Linked DNA regions of Mus musculus: region 1 is linked to region 2. Evidence: chromatin contacts called from ENCODE POLR2A ChIA-PET data. All regions are on one chromosome and are shown on one strand. Each heading gives the region's core, a stretch centred on a gene start or an enhancer-like site at or near the end of the contact. The rest is flanking DNA. Distances are from core to core; before and after follow the strand shown. Region 1 holds the start of Coa3 (cytochrome C oxidase assembly factor 3). Region 2 holds the start of Ezh1 (enhancer of zeste 1 polycomb repressive complex 2 subunit).

Region 1 (5,248 bases), core at 522-3,021, 52 kb before region 2:
AAAAACTCAGATTTTTAGATTTTGCCTCTGAGCTGTTTTAAATCCACTCTTGCCTTCCTCTCTGTCATCACTCTGACTACACACAGGCTCCCCTAGCTCACCTCCCAACTCAACTCCAGCCTTTAGACCACATACAAAATCATTTTTACCAGGGGGAAAATGACAGCCACATTGGCCCCCTCATTTACATTTCAGTGGCTTCGCTCAGCAGAGATGGCTTAGCAGTTAAGAGCACTGGCAGGTCTTCCAGAAAACCTGGGTTCAATTCCCAGCACCCACATCAGGTGGCTCACAACTGCCTATAATTCTCAATTCTTCTTTTTTCCTGCTAAAACAAGTATAAAGTTCTCTCCCCTGACAGACATTCAGACCTCTGCTTGGAATGTCTCCAAACTACTTTCCTGGCCTTACTCTCTATTGCTTCTCCATATGCTCTGGTCAACCTGGACAACTAAACCCTCCGCTCCCAGCCTCCCTCTTGTTTTCCCAAGTTTTATTCATGGTATCATTCAATCCCTGGACCTCATCTTACCACTCCTTTAAATTCTCATAGTAGCTTGTATTCTCTGTGTCAATCACTCTAACCGTTATTTGTATCCACTTGCTCATATGTTAACAATTCCCACCTAAAGACTACATAGTTTGAGAGCAATGGCTAGATTGCAGTTCCCTCTTTCTATACCAGGCAATGTAAATGATAAGCACTCTAAACACGTTTATGGAAAGAAGAGTAAAGGGGGCTGGTGGTGGAGAGATGGCTCAAGCAGTTAGAAGCACTGGCTACCCTTCTAGAGGACCAGGGTTCAATTCCCAGCACCCATATGGCAGCTCACAGCTGTCTATAACCTCAGTTTCAGGTGATTGGATACCCTCATACAGACATACATTAATTTTAAAAGGGGGGGGACTCCCCATGATGCCGTGTGCTTTTAATCCCAGCATCTGGGAGTCAGAACATCTGTCAATTCCAGGCCAGCCTAAGCTACAGAGAGTGTTCCAGGTCATGACTCCACAGTGAGACTTTGTCTTTAAAAATAAAAATAAAAAAAGGCACGTGGGGAGTGGTGCAGGGAAGTGGGGGTTAAGAAATAAAAAAAAGAGTGCTAGTAAGCCTCGTTCATCGCTTATAAGCCCCACGACCTCGCACAACAAGAGTACTAGCAAAATATTTGAGTGAAAAACAAAGATCAACGCTCCCCTGCCTCCCGTAAACCTGACTCCCCACTCTGCATCCACACCCACGATCCGGGTCTCCCTGAAGCTGCCCGTCCGTCCCGCAGCCTCCTTCACGGCTTGCTCGTTCTGCTGGGCCAAGTGAAGCAGGGCGTTTTCGATAGTCTCTGTGGTAACCACTCCGAACTGAAAGTCACTACAGTTCACCAGCCTGGGCCTCAAGGGTCCTTCCATATTCATAAGTCTTTCGGAGTACTTGGACAGTTTACGGGATCCATAAACTGGCCTCCTTAGCTTATTTCCAGAATCTTCTGCCACACCTTGGATTCTTCCTTCCCTTTCTATATGTTTGCCCTCGCTTCGAATCTGAGAAAAAACATAATGTCCACCACGGCTTCGAACGGTCAACAGCTTTTCGCGCCCCAACTGACACAGAGAGCTCAGCCAATCAGAAAGCAGGGCGCTTTTCACCTTTCCTGTCCCTCCTCTAGGGCGGAGAGACCCTGCCTCTACCCAGAAAACTCCACGTGGACTACAGCTCCCAGAGTTCCTTGCTGAAGTCAAAGACTACAATTCCTGGCGAGTTCCGGGCTTGACGGCTTAGGGCGGAGCAGCAACATGGCGGCCCCTGGAGCTGGTGACCCTCTGAATGCTAAGAATGGAAATGCTCCATTCGCTCAGCGCATCGACCCGTCGCGGGAGAAATTGACCCCAGCGCAGTTGCAGTTTATGCGGCAGGTGCAACTTGCCCAGTGGCAGAAAACACTGCCACAGCGGCGGACCCGGAACATCATGACCGGCCTGGGCATCGGGGCCCTGGTGTTAGCTATTTGTATCCGTCCTGGCTATACCGCATATGGGGTTAGGGAAAAGGGAACAAGACGTGTAGCTTTTAATGTGCGGGCAAATGAGGTTCATGCCTAATCTTACTATATATACGCAGCGCGTATTGGCTTAGTAATAACAATTGGTTAAGGGTTCAAAAGGAGCAAAAGGGTGGCAATCCAAAATCATTAATTTGGGAAAACAGCAAGGGTGGCTAGACGAAAGGAATGCCCATGTGCTTTGTGGTTTCCTGAACCCACTCCGTCAGATGGTTACACCTTCTACTCGGTGGCCCAAGAGCGTTTCCTTGATGAGCTGGAAGATGAAGCCAAAGCTGCCCGAGCCCGTGCTCTTGAGAGAGAGCGAGCTTCGGGACCCTAACTGTATGGACCATCTTCAAACTGCTGGATCCCCTGTATATGTTGAATGATGCCTGGTGGTCTTACAGCATCACTGGCACACTAACGTCGGACTGTGTGATTGAGCCCAAGAAGCCAGAGACTATGCATTTGGCCGCTGCCAAGGGGGGGATTGCTCACTTCACGTGCAGTTTGTCCAGTTACTCAGCCCTTTTTATTTCCTTGTTTGAGAGGTATGCAACCTTGCCTTTACCCAAACTTTGTGGTTTACCCCTTCACCTCCCAGGGGCCCCGACTCTTAAGGGGGAGGGTGTGGCTTAACTGCAGCGTTGGAACCTTAAAGTGGGAAAGATAGGGTCAAGTTAAAGTAATAAAATGAGTCATGTCTCCCGAAGCCAAGCTAGTGTGTGGGGGCAGAGAGACATATGGCACTTCACGCTGGAAAGCTCCCTGGCACTAGCTGCAGCGGTGGCATTGCCCCAGGGAGCTGTAAATGTTTAACTAGAATTACTTTTTCCGTGAGATCTTTCCACCTGATTTAAGGGAGAGATTACTGGACTGTTTGAGACTGACCCAGGTCTTAGGGGGTAGAAGAAGGTCACTCTTCTGTTCTCTGCCTTCAAGAACAGACTCTTAATGGCACGGGCCTTTTCCTGTCTCTAGCTTGGTAGGTGAAGGATGAGCAAGGAGTAACTTCATTCTTTTAACATTTACTGGTACCTGCCTATACAGGCCTAGGGTGGGGTCTGGAGGGGATCATGCCTTGGCCATTGGATCATTTGGTCATGTAGTTTCCTCATGACCTGGTGGCAAAAAGCCAGAAAGCTGGGCCGCTTCCATCCTGCCTTCCATTGTGAGAGGAGAATGGCTTCGAGTTCCTCACCCTTCTTGCCTGCTTCACAAGTCTTTGTCCCCCACCCCGTCCCTAAGGCATGACAGATACAGACCCACAGCCTTTCTCCTCAGTATTTTTATTGGTTGCTGTTGACTTTGGTGGCAGGAGCACAGCCCCTCCACTCTCCCAGCTGGAAGTTGGCCTTCCGCAAGCATCTGGACTCGGATTGCTTAGTGGTCAGCCCTTGCCTGGGGAGGGCAGGTGGGGTAGGCTACAGAAATGAGATTTCCACACAGCAAAGAGAACCCGCAAGGTTTTGACTCTTCAGGATACAACACAACGCACTCTCCGTGCCCACGGGCCTTCTACCCACTCAGTGCTGGGGTGTTCTTTGCTGAGTTGAGTTGGTCACAAAAAACATCAGATTCTGAGAGGCCATGGGCCATGGTGGGGCCCTGGTGTTGGGGAGACATAGGACTTCTGGTCTGAATTCACTGGAGGGGAAAAGAAAAATGCTGAAGCAATGTCCAAAGAAGAGGAAGGCAGAGCTGCTGCCAGCCACCATGCCCTCGGCTCTCCCTTCCTTGGGCCCGCCCCTCACCATCCTGCCAATATCCCCGGCGAATGTCACCCCCTTGCTTGCCCGCTGCTCCTGGGAGCCGGTGCTGCTGCCACTCAGAGAGTTCCTTCGCATGATGCCTGGGAGCAGGATGAGGGAGGGAGAACGCTAAGTGGAGGGAGGGGCAGCGAGGAGGGGGGCCTAGTCCCCCAGAACCAAGGGGTAGACCACCAGGGCCTGGAAGAAGACCGTGCCGATGGGGAAGGAGTCTCAAGGAAAAGGGGTCTCACCAGGACCAGGGAGATCAGAGCGCTGCAGGCTGTTGCGGCGGGAGGTGGGAAAGCTGCCCTTCGAGAGGCGGCGCTGGCGGCAGGACAGCATAGCAGCTGGAGCTACAATACCAGGTGGGGGCTGTTTCCCAAGCCGGCTGTATAAGTCCTCGATTTCCTTCTTCTGTAGTGTCTGTAGTGCCTCCACTTCCGACAAGTGCCTGAGGATGCACGGGCGGGCAGGAAAAGGCTAGTCAAACACTCTGTTCTCTCTGGTTCACCTCCAGCTCTGCCATTGTTCCCAGACTCACTTCTGCCGAAGGTTCTGCAGCTCAGCCCAGAATTCCTCGTCTTCCCCGCTGCTCTCCGACTCCTCACTGCTCAGACACAGGCTGCTGTAGGAGTAGTTCATCCACACTGGGCTGGGATGGCTCAAGATTGGGGAACTGCCTCCAAGTAGGGGTTCCTTCCCTTCATCCTTTTCATCATCGACCGCAACCCCCAGGCCTTCGGCTGCACGGTCACTCTCTGCCAGAGCCTCCCTAGTCTCTGGGCCTCCTGCAGCACTGTCCTCTGTGTCTGAGCTCTCTGAGGTCAGCGGAGGGCTTGGCAGCTTTAGGGATCTGGAGAGAGTTGGGGATGCTGGTTGCAGGGGAGGCTCTGCTGGTTCCTTAGATGAAGTCACTTGGAAACGGCCAACAAGCTGGGGCTTTCCCTCTGCGGGAAGATAAGGAGGGAGGTGAAGAGGATTAGAAAGAAAGGAAAGAAAGAAAGAAAGAAAGAAAGAAAGAAAGAAGGAAAGAAAGAAAAAAAGAAAGAAAGGAAAGGAAGGAAGAAAGAGAAAAGAAAAGAAAAGAAAGAAAAAGGAAGGAAGGAAGGGAGAGAGAGAGAGAGAGAGAAAGAAAGAAAGAAAGAAAGAAAGAAAGAAAGAAAGAAAGAAAAAGATCTAGCAGAATGTAAGGCACTGGGGCTAAGAGGCAGGGGAAGGTCAAGGGTTAGAGGCCTCACCTTCAGATATAGGTGCCAGTCTAGCATCACCCAGTAGTGGCTGAGCAGGATTACGGGAAGCCTGCCAAGTATGGTACCATGAGGAAGGGGAGGATCCAGAAGCCCGCCTTGTTTTCCTAGCCCTCTTCATACCCCACTCACCTCATTCTCTGTCTCAGCTGTTTGGGCCGAAAGGCTCTCCTGGTCACAAGAAGCAAGGGAAAGGGGCAGGCTAGGCAGA
Region 2 (5,169 bases), core at 356-2,855:
GGCAGTTTTGTTAGGAAGCTGCTCTCTGCCCTCAAGGATTGTGGCTAGGGGAGTTGCCATGGGGAAGTGGGGCTAGGGAGGAAGAGGGAAAGAGAGAAAGGAAAAGAGAAAGGGAGGGAGGAGAGAGAGAGAGAGAGAGAGAGAGAGAGAGAGAGAGAGAGAGATTGAGCGCGCGAGCAGAGCCGGATAGCGCCAGCATGAGAAATGTCTGGATTATACAGGGAAGAACCTCTCTGGAGAAACAGCAGCCCAGCCCCTGGGCTGGAAAGTTCAGGGTTGGGGGCAGGGTATGCCAGGTAGGAACTGAAGGGTTGCTGGGAGAACTTGGAGGCCAGGTCCACTTTGATATGTAAAATATGCACCTCAGTCCCTTTTCTGCAGACACCTGCCTCTGCCTCTGCCTCCAAAGTGCTGGGATTAAAGATGTGTGCCACCACTATACCTACCTCCAAAGTTTTTGATAAAAGGAAAAGAATAGTGGAGGCTGGAGAGATGGTACAGTGGATAAGAACAAAGGCGACTTTAAAAAGGACCAAGATTTGATCTTCAGCACCTACATGGTACCTCACTACGGTTAGCAACTCCAGTCCCAGGGGATCTGATGGCCTCTTTTGGCCTCCAAGTATGCCCACAAACACATGGTACAGATACATACACCCAGGCACACACACACACACACACACACACACACACACACACACTAAAACAAACAAATGCATCGTTAAAAAATAACTAAAAGTCCGGGGAGTGGTGGTGCATGCCTTTAATCCCAGCACTTGGGAGGCAGAGGCAGGCAGATTTCCGAGTTTGAGGCCAGCCTGGTCTACAAAATGAGTTCCAGGACAGCCAGTGCTACACAGAGAAACCCTGTCTCGAAAAAAACAAAAACAAAACGAAAACGAAAAACCACCCCCCCCAAAAAAACAAAAAACCAAAACCAAAAACCACCATAGCATGTATTAAAACACACATACGCAAATAAATAAATAATAAAATATTTTGAAAAAAAGAACCTGTTCGTTTCTGATGATGGATATTTCTTGCCTCTATAGTTACTATTCCCTTTTTGTAATATTAAGTATCTTGTGGAGAGGTTTAAAAAATATTCTCGAGGGCTGGAGAGATGGCTCAGCGGTTAAGAGCGCCGACTGCTTTTCTGAAGGTCGTGAGTTCAAATCCCAGCAACCACATGATGGCTCACAACCATCCGTAATGATATCTGATGCCCTCTTCTGGGGTGTCTGAAGACAGCTACAGTGTACTTACATATAATAAATAAATAAATAAATATTAAAACAATATTCTCAAGCCGGGCGTGGTGGCGCACACCTTTGATCCCAGCACTTGGGAGGCAGAGGCAGGCTGTCTTCCAAAATTTGACTTGTAAGTTGTCTAAACACGGTTGGCAATGGTGCGCTGCTGAATAAAGTCTTCAAGAAGAGATCTGTGGCTCCAGGATGACTTTTCTCTGACAGCGCCACCTAGGAAAGTGTCGGACTAGAGCTACATCACCTTAGCGAAAACACACACCTGCGAAGACCGCAGCCCAGGTGATCCACCCTCAGAGTGCGCACGCGCACGGAGGGGAGGCGCGGGGCGTGGCCGCGGCGCAGGGGCGTGGCCGTAGCGCGCAGGCGTCCTAGTGGCGGGTGGCTGCGTCTCAGGATGGAGGGTGAGTGAGTAAACAAGACGGGGCTGGGCGGTGGGGCCGGGCCTGGGCTTGGCGTGACGCTTGAACCTCAGGGCTGGGGAGGCGAAGAAATGAGGAAACTGAGGGCCACACCATTGCCTGACCCGGGGTAGCGCGAAGCCTGTCGTCCCGAGTGTGGTGGGACCCGGGGCGACAGCGCGTGCGAGCTGCGGGGGGCCGCGTGGCGGAGGGGGCGCGGCGGGGGCGGACCCGGCTGGTGGCCCGTGCCAACGTGGGTGGGCCTTGGCGTCTGCCAGGGGACCCTGACTCTTGTAAGCGGGAGGGCCAGAGGCCCGGGTGGCTCGGGCTCGCAGAGGCTTTGAGTGATGTTGAGGAAGGGGTGGCCAGGCCGAGATGCCCGCCAAGTGTGAGAGGTTCTTAAGACGCCCAAGTGTCAGGGTCGAGATTCCCGGGGTCGCGCGGCACCTCCTCAACATTTTGCTCCCGGACCTTGTCGCTGGTCTAACTCGCCTCACTTTAGTTCCGGGTTTGAGTGAGGATTTGTCTTCAAACTGTGACTGTCTCTCCCGTCCCCAGAATTCCCAGAAACGATATGTAAATGAACGCATCCCGAAGTAAAAGGGAAGGTGCTATATTTGGGACATAACTTGTCAGGAAGTAGATGTGAGACAAAGCTTTAAGAGAATTTTTTTTGGGGGCGTGTTTCGAGACAGGGTTTCTCTGTGTAGCCTGACTGTCCTGGAACTCACTCTGTAGACCAGGCTGGCCTCGAACTCAGAAATCCGCCTGCCTCTGACTCCCAGTGCTGGGATTAAAGGAGTGCACCACCACGCCTGGCGAGAATTGTTAAGATTTAGTTGTTTGGGTTTTTGTTGTTGTTGTTGTTGTTTGTTTGTTTGTTTTTAATGTGTGTGCACTCTATGTATGGATGGTTCCAGGGACATCGAATCCCTTGGTACTAGAGTTAAGGATGCTTACATACCACCATGTGGGAGCAGGGAACTGAGCCAGTCCTTGTTGTTTGCAAGAGCAACAAGTGTTCTTAACCGCTGAGCAGGCTTTTCACCATGTGGGACGAGCTTACTTTGGTCAAAGTGACCACTGAGATGATGTAGGTGGTGGGGCACAAGGAAGAGAATGGAAATAGATTAGATGGAGGTTAGTGTTGGAGGTGTGGGTAAACTGATTAGCCAAAGTATGGAACCTATGCCTTGGGAAACAGAGCCAAGGATCACAAAGAATTGGATATGTACAGGGAGGACATTGAAAATGTAGAGACTTTTGGGGTACATTTGCTACATGATATCTCAGAATAAGAAATCTTCAGCCCAATGAATATTTTTGTTGATTTTGGTCTCTGCATAGCACCTGGCTATCTTTGAACTCTCCCTGTACACCAGGCAGGCCTTGAACTCACAGGATCCTCAGGCCTCTACCTCTTGGGATTAAAAGGTATGACTCACCCTCCACCCAAAGATTTTAAGACGAGGAAAGGACATTGGATGTCTTTCCAGCCTGAGAAGGTTTGACCGCTGCCCCAGTCTTTTGATTTTTGAGAAACCTGTTTTCAGCCTTGGAAACCCAGTTGTGGCTCTGAAGGGAGATAACCAGCTCACATAGGAGTGAATGCATGTTAGGAGAGAAGACCTTAATCACATAAACAGGATGCTAGTTGTGATGTTGCAGCCTTAGAATCCCAGAACTCCGTTAATGGAATTAGGAGGCTTAGGAGTTCAAGGCCAGCCTTTTCAAGGTCAGCCTGGTCTAAATGAAACTCTGTGTCAAAACAACCACAAAAGTATGTAAACCTGGAAGAACCATCTGTAAAAAGGAAACATCTGAGGGGATGTGGCGCACACACCCTTCTAAAGCCTTCTGTGGATGTTCTGACTCATGTCTAACCGAAGAGTCTGGTTTTTATTGAATGATAATGGATGGTCCCCAACAAAACTTTATGCTGATGTAGTTCATAATCAGCTAGGGCAGGGCCCTGCCTATAGCAGGCTAATGTGGTTGTATATCTTCAAGGCAGCTCTCTTCCACTGGTCCTGGAAATTTAAAAAAAAAAAAAAAGCATCCCCGGAGAAAACCAAATCCGTTTTGATTTTTGTTACTCTTGTCTGCAGTGGGGATGGCCTGGTTCTATTGAACACTAGGAAATATTTATGTTAATTAGAGTTCTTTAGTTAAGATTGTGGTTCACAGCAAACCAGGCATGGTGGTCCATGTCTGTAATTCTGGTACTAAGGAGATAGAGGTAGGTGGTTCAGTAGTTCAAGGTTATCCATGACGACCTAGCATCCTTGAGGTGAGGTTGATGGAGGATCTGAGATACTGGCATTTTGTTGTTTGTTTTGAGCCCTGGCTGTCCTAGAACTCATTCTGTACAAGTGTTGATGAAATTGAAACTAGTGACTCAATTTAGATATATATTTTTAAAGATGTATTTATTTTATGTATATGAGCACACTGTAGCTGTCTTCAGACACCAGAAGAGGGCATCGGATCCCATTACAGATGATGTGATCCACGCTATGGTTGCTGGGAATTGAACTCAGAACCTCTGCAAGAGCAGTCAGTGCTCTTAACTACTGAGCCATCTCTTTAGCCTCCATTTTATATATCTTATGTCCATAGTTTAACCCTCCTTCCCATTCCTATTATGAATTGAGGATGAAACAACAATAGGCTGAGGAGATGGCTCAGCTGTTGAAGAGTATCCTGTTACTTTTGTAGAGGATGCTGACTTGGGTCCCAGGACCCACATGGCCCATAACCCCAGCTCTAGGGGATCTGACTGATACCAGCTTCTGAACTCTGAGGGCACTGCCCTTCCGCGGCATACATATGTACATGTAGACCAAACACTGACATAAAATAAATCTGATAATAAATTTTAATTAAAATGGAAAAAACAAGATGGGACAATTAAGAAGCTATGGTGCCACATGGCTCCAAAGCCTTTGTTATTTTGCTTACTAACTAGATTATTAACTAGTGAAGAACCAGGTGTGGTCTTTGTGTGTCTCTGTGTGTGTTGGGTGCTGTTTTTTTCTTCTGTGGCAAGTTGTGTGGTAAGCATATGTTGCACTTTGCTTCTTGTTTTTCTTTGTGTGCACACAGGAGGTCAGAGGATATATTTCAGGAGTGGTTTCTCCACCATGTACGTTTCAGGGCTGGAACTCAGGTTGTCAGGTGTGGCAGCAAGAACCTTTACTCAAATTTCACATTCTCACCTGCAGTGCCGCGGTTCTGTTTGCTTCACGCACTCATTTATAATTAATTTTATCAGCCTTTTTCTAAGTTAGCCATACTAGTGAGTATACTTACAATCTCATTATTTTTTGAAGTTTATTTTTAATTGCTTCTATGTATCCATGAGTGCAGGTATCCCTGGAGCCCGAGGAGGGTGACAGATCTGCTGGAGCTGGAATTAGAGGTGGTCAAATGTGGGTGCTGGGAACTGGACTCAGGTCTTCTGGAAGAGCAGCAAGTGGCCTTAGTGTGTTTAATTTGCA

The links. ChIA-PET counts read pairs that join two places held with the same protein, here RNA polymerase II (POLR2A).
Region 1: POLR2A ChIA-PET joins it to region 2 with 97 read pairs in Patski. The contact joins the promoter of Coa3 here to the promoter of Ezh1 in region 2. POLR2A ChIA-PET finds 5 or more read pairs at or near these places in 3 of 5 experiments (Patski and embryonic stem cell).

The regions. Positions count from the first base shown.
Region 1 is chr11:101,275,471-101,280,718 of GRCm38, reverse strand. Coa3 (cytochrome C oxidase assembly factor 3) reads left to right here and starts at 1,771. Exons shown (of 2, transcript NM_026618.2): 1 at 1,771-2,005; 2 at 2,267-2,749. The coding sequence starts at 1,792. The coding sequence ends at 2,379. Cntd1 (cyclin N-terminal domain containing 1) reads right to left here and starts at 1,516. Exons shown (of 7, transcript NM_026562.2): 1 at 1,239-1,516. The coding sequence starts at 1,413. It overlaps Wnk4 (WNK lysine deficient protein kinase 4), which reads right to left. Exons shown (of 19, transcript NM_175638.3): 14 at 5,170-5,248; 15 at 5,029-5,089; 16 at 4,332-4,737; 17 at 4,042-4,241; 18 at 3,794-3,891; 19 at 3,310-3,686. The coding sequence ends at 3,684.
Region 2 is chr11:101,222,899-101,228,067 of GRCm38, reverse strand. It overlaps Ezh1 (enhancer of zeste 1 polycomb repressive complex 2 subunit), which reads left to right and starts at 1,605. Exons shown (of 21, transcript NM_007970.3): 1 at 1,605-1,672.